Linked DNA regions of Homo sapiens: region 2 is linked to region 1. Evidence: chromatin contacts called from ENCODE Hi-C data. All regions are on one chromosome and are shown on one strand. Each heading gives the region's core, a stretch centred on a gene start or an enhancer-like site at or near the end of the contact. The rest is flanking DNA. Distances are from core to core; before and after follow the strand shown. Region 1 has its middle 120 kb from the start of LINC02225. Region 2 has its middle 90 kb from the start of LINC02225.

Region 1 (2,770 bases), core at 129-2,628:
CCTAATGTGGAAAACCAAAGTCAGGTAAATGGAAGAGGAAATGTTAAAGGAGAATTACTTTCTGGTATTTATGCTACTTTCATAGACATCTTTTATAGCTCCTGCAAAGGCAAGAAGGAAATCATTATGCACTTTGTATAGTGACCCAAGCCCTGGCATGGAAATTAAAATACTTGCTATTAACTCTAACTCTGCCACTAAAGTGTGTGGCCTCAGGCATGCTATTTCTTTTCCTCCATCTCTTTATTTGTAAAGTGAGTAGTGTAAACCATGGGTGAAACACTCATTTTCTGCCCAAACATTTGATGTTAGAAACCTTGTGATATAATGGAAATACCACACATTTAGGAATATAAGCAAATTTCTAGTTATATGTTGTGTAACACTGATTGAGTGAGCTCTTTTAGTTTCTTATCAGTAAAATAAATAGATTAACACACACTTTGCAGGGCAGCTGTGAAAATAAAAGATAACATATAATAAATACCAGGAAATGTGCCCAGAATGTAGAACAGCTTTACATTAAAAAACAATGTTTATTCAATGATGCCATGACCTGGTCCTAAATGGCCCTGCATTGCAGGTTGAGTTGTAAGTCTGACTTCTGTCTCCATGGATTAAGCAGCATGGAGTCTGTGTTACTACCTGAGAGTAAAAGCGATTCAAAGCTCTTGGCTCTGTCTATGAATGAATGCAAAGGCAATTCTCTCCCAGGACCTCTTGGAAATGCTATGGGAGATTAGAGGCCCATTGCACAATCATGCCTTAACTCAGCCTCTATGGCCCTGGGACCTCTCTAACCCCTCTCTAACCCCTCTCAGCTATGTTGAAAGCTCTGCTGGTGAAGGAAAATGTAGTGAAGCATGGCAAGCTACTTTACTCACACCAAGAAATGCAAAGCCCTGACAATGTAGAGGGGTTCCAGAATAAGTCTTTGAATCCTTTTTCTGATATTCTCAAATACTTGTGTTGAGAATTGGGCAGGATGCTGAGGGGTGGGGAGTAGGCAAAAGATGGCGAAAGACATCCACTTCAGCGAACCTCTAATGTTTCCCATTCAGTTGGGAATCTAATGTTTCAGATTCAGTTGGGAATCTGTCAAAAAACGGGCTACATCTTAGGGGAAATAATCCATCTTTTAAAAGTTTCCATCAACAACAAACTTCTCTCATTTACAAGAAAATGCATCATTTGACACCTTGGAGATTTTACCTGGAGGAAGATAATTTCTTGAAGCTTCTTGTGCCTGTGAGAGCCCAAAGCTATTTTGCAGCTGCAATATTGATAATGTATTCACATTCTCCCCAGAGCACTGGATTCTTTAACCTTAATATTGAGTCTGGAATGAGATTCTGTCCTCTAGAGGTCACCAATGCACCAGATTTGAAGGCCACGGAGGCTTCTAAAATGCTCAGGAAGAGCTAGGTGTCCTGTTCACATATGAATGAAAGAGAAAATAAGGCAAGTAAATTATCCTAATGGTTATTTTCCAGCTAGTCTCTGAAGAAGTAGGAAATCTGGTTTTCAATAAGGCATTTTAAAATGGATTTATCTTGGTTTATCTTGGCTTTTCTCTGCACTGATCTAGCTGAAGGAAACTCCTATAGTAATTAAATACTTCTTAACAGATAGTTTACTTTTGATAGTGAGAGAAGAAACTTTTCTAAATAGAAGAAAAACTGATGTAGAAATAGGCTATTATAGCCTCCATTAAATGAGTGTTACTTTCACTGGTGCTCTGGCCAAGGCAGAAGGTCTCTCTGTGCCTCCTCAGCACACTGTCTTCAAAGGGCATGGGGACACAGAAGCAGGGAAACATGGCCCTTTAATTCACAGTTATATAATTTTTGAGTTGCTTTATAAGGAGAGACGCCATCTAAAGTATTTATATCTCTGCAGACAAATTAGAAACTGCACATAAAGGGATCACTTTGAGAGTCAAAATATGCCTTTCCCTTGGGAGAACAATCAGTCAAGAGCCAAGAAAGTGGTAGTCTCCGTTTGGGACTATTGGGACCTAAAGGAAAGTCTTAATCAGACTTTGCCTTTTTAGTTATCCTGATGCGTTAATCTTGTATGAAGCTAGTTGTCTCCCTTAAATAGAACTAGCCAGGAGAACAGCACTCCACGTCGGCAGCCGGACTGAACGAGGGGAGTATACACTGCGCTGCCCAGGGTTTGGGAGGTGCGGTGTCCTAGCCTGGTGCCCATGGACTGCACTGTTCAAGGCGTGACCTGAGAGTCACCACCAGCGGTTCCCAGCATTGTTCCTGCTGCTCTGGTTGCTCTCCAAGGAGAGGAATTCCTACACCACGACTTTCCCAGGGTCCAGACACTTGCCAGCACCTGACCCATCAGGAAATCGCCTCTCCCCTCTTCCTTCCCCTATTCCTTCCCGAGCATTCCCCAGTCCAGGGTGTGGTCAGCCCTCAGAAGATCTGCTGGGATTGATTGACAAAAAAACAAAACCTTCCTCTAGATAAGAAAGATCACAGTGCTATAGGAAATCTATTTACTTCTGGGTGGCACTTGTCTACCCTCTCTCTCATTCTCTCTAACACTTTTAACTGCTGACTGTGTAGTTTCTTATCATTTCTTCAAGATATGTGGGGCAGTCAATCTTCAATCAATGAGCATTGTTTGGGTAACTCTTTTTATGGCCAATTCACAAGGAAGTAAAACATTTTGTCCTAGAGAGTTAGTGGTGGTCTTTCTCAGGGTTATTCGACATTTTCTTTAGCACTAAGAAAGAACAGAGACAAATTTTTAT
Region 2 (2,902 bases), core at 269-2,768, 210 kb after region 1:
ATTGGAAGCATTTATAAGTCAAATCTAAGAGTTTTTATAAAAATTTCCAGGCAGAAGCTAATCACTGGTTCAGTGTTGCTCAATGCCAAATAGCTCTAGATTTACTGAGCAAACTCAAGGAGGCTAACAAAAGTAATTAACTCCTCTTGTTCTACATATGTAAGTAATCAGGCCAAAATATGAGACTAGCCTTATTTAGTTAATCAAGAATATTTTTGCAGATTATTTGCAACCAAAACGGGAGACTTAAAAAAATAGTATCTAAAATCTAAAAATAAGTAAAAAGTTGGGGAAGGCATGTCCTTTCAATATCACTTGGGTGCTGTTTAACAAGACTACTGGATGATTTATTTAATTCTCTAGGAGGGTGTATATGTTTAATTTGTTATTCACCATTTAGTTTTCATCCAGACATATGTTAATTTGTGTACTTCTATTCAGTTGAAAAGATAACCTCAAATTTTGTGCTGTCATTGCCCTACAGGACATTAAGTAGTTTTTAAAATTTAACCCAGAAATCTTATTCTAACCTGCCTTTCCTCCCTCCCTCCTTCCTTTCCTTCCTCACTCTCTCCCTTCTTCCTTCTTTTTTTTTTTTGTTTTTATTTAATGCTTGTAAGTATCCAGTTTCTCAAATGTTTTTGAAACTAGCTTTATCATCTCACTAGTTTTTTTTTTTTTTTTTTTTTTTGAGACGGAGTCTTGCTCTGTCACCCAGGCTGGAGTGCAGTGGTGCCATCTCGGCTCACTGCAAACTCCGCCTCCCAGGTTCATTCCATTCTTCTGCCTCAGCCTCCCGAGTAGCTGGAACTACAGGCACTCGCCACCAGGCATGGCTAATTTTTTGTATTTTTAGTAGAGACGGGGTTTCACCCACCGTGTTAGCCACGATGGTCTTGATCTCCTGACCTCGCGATCCGCCTGCCTCAGCCTCCCAAAGTGCTGGAACTACAGGCGTGAGGAACCACGCCCGGCCACTAGTTTCCTCTTTATTAACTTAAACATTTAAAAATATGCAACATTTATATCTATATGAATTAATTATTTGAGCTTCTGTAAATTATACTTTGATACCATTAGATCACACCATATAAGAATCTGTTTATTTTGGCTATGAGCACAGCCTCTTCTGCATTTCTTCTGTAGATAAAAATATAAGCTTTTACTTATGTGTGTATAATAACATTGCTCTCCTGCTTCTAAAAAGGAATTGAAGTAGCTTACATTTAAAGTAACAGTGTGGCACGTTTGAACCCATGTGGAATCCTCTGCTGGATTTGAAAAATGTCTGAGCAAGTTTGACAAATGAGTGGGAGATACTCATCAGAATACCATTTTCCTGATGATCTGTGAAGTGTTTTGGCACCTAGTGCATTCTAGAGAACAGAATGCCCATTTGGTGTTATCATTTTGGAATATCAGTTTTTTTCAATGGTGGCATCTGCAGTGGTACCCAACAGAGTGTGTGGTACCCAGTAGGAGCTGGTGATACCCAGAAGGAGAGAGTAGCATCTGCTAGAGTGGCAGTGGTGCCTAAAACAGTGATGATACCCAACACAGCAGAACAGCCTTTGGAGGAGACAGCTGCTGTATTGGCAAATGGAAGCAGTTCAGAAAGGAATTAAGCAAATGTAGTCCAAGTGCATTGCTTATTAGAACTTGCTAGAAAAAAAAAAGAATTTGACATCAATATTACTTTAATGATGTCTCTTGAATATTATTAATCTGAAATCCATTTTTGATAGGAACTCCCTGGAGAATGACTGAAAGGCAGCTTTTTTGAGTTTTATTGTTCATTGTAAAGACATTTGCATGCTCTCAATAGAGAGGTAGTAATGTTGTTATTCTGTTAAGGAAATTAAGGAGTCTTAATGTTTTCACCTAAACAGAGCACAAACCTCTTCCCACGGAAGGTGAGTCATAGTGTACCCAGAGGCAGAACCAACAAAGCCTTCAGAAAAGAGACTCAAATCTGATCCAAAGTGCAAACGAGTGAAGCTGGGAACAGTCTACTATCAGCGGTTTAGAAATCACTTGATAATTAAGATGTGTACAATAGATATTTTATTCTCTTCTTTCTTTTCTCATTTTAGCAGATTGGTGATAATAAAGAAGTTCACCGGCCTATTCAATTAATCTAAAAGACAGTCTGTATTACCTGAAAGAAAATTAGATAAGTGTAGCAAATAGTAGAAAATGTGTTATTAATACTATTCTGGGAATGCAATGGATTTAAAGCATTGTCAATGACAGTGAGAATACATATAGCTACTGTGGTAAGTGCAGGGTGTTTGTTAAATGAAAGTTACTAAATAACATCCAGCATTGAGTCAATTGGTTACGGTTCTAAGAATCCCTGTTGTTTTTCTCTTATAACAATTGTGAGACTATTGAGAGCAAAATGGAAACTGAGTTAAGTAATAATAACTGAATGAGAATCCAGTGTTGTAAGCATCCTTTGATTGAAAGGAGGCACTATCGATTTCATTGCTTTTAAAACCCAAATTCTGCTTCTGAGAAAAATCTGACTTTTGAATTACCTCACGTTACTAAGGCATGTAGTCAGTAATGGAGCTAAACTATGTTGGATTTTGGGGACTAGAGCTGTGATCTAACTAATGATGCAGGGAAAATAGCAAGCTAAAATTTATTTTTCTTGCTAAACATGTTGCTGTTTAAGAAGGCCATGCCCTTCATGACTAAGAAAAGATTTTGTTAGAAGTGAGAAAAAAGAAAAGGATGATCTTGGAAGAAACTGTCAATTTGCTGTTCACTTCGATAGTAACTGGAGCATTTTATTATGACTTAAACTCGATGTCATGAAAGGGAGATTAGGGAGAAATTTCTGAAAAATATTTTAACACACCCATATCTTAAAACATTCTTTTGGGCTTGTGTAGTA

The links. A loop is a pair of places that touch in the nucleus more often than their neighbours do. Pooled maps may share reads with other maps.
Region 2: a map of head of caudate nucleus shows a loop between it and region 1 (3-fold over the local background). The contact joins two enhancer-like sites. A Hi-C loop is called at or near these places in 3 of 168 maps with a recorded cell type or tissue (PC-3, head of caudate nucleus and mammary epithelial cell) and 1 of 50 pooled maps.

The regions. Positions count from the first base shown.
Region 1 is chr5:57,778,218-57,780,987 of GRCh38, forward strand. No RefSeq gene overlaps it. Among named protein-coding and RNA genes, the nearest start is that of LINC02225, 120 kb to the right of the region's middle. Within about 2 kb of position 1,379, at least 7 of the 41 ENCODE cell types and tissues checked have a DNase peak (open chromatin) inside an H3K27ac peak, as active enhancers do.
Region 2 is chr5:57,987,658-57,990,559 of GRCh38, forward strand. No RefSeq gene overlaps it. Among named protein-coding and RNA genes, the nearest start is that of LINC02225, 90 kb to the left of the region's middle. Within about 2 kb of position 1,519, at least 2 of the 41 ENCODE cell types and tissues checked have a DNase peak (open chromatin) inside an H3K27ac peak, as active enhancers do.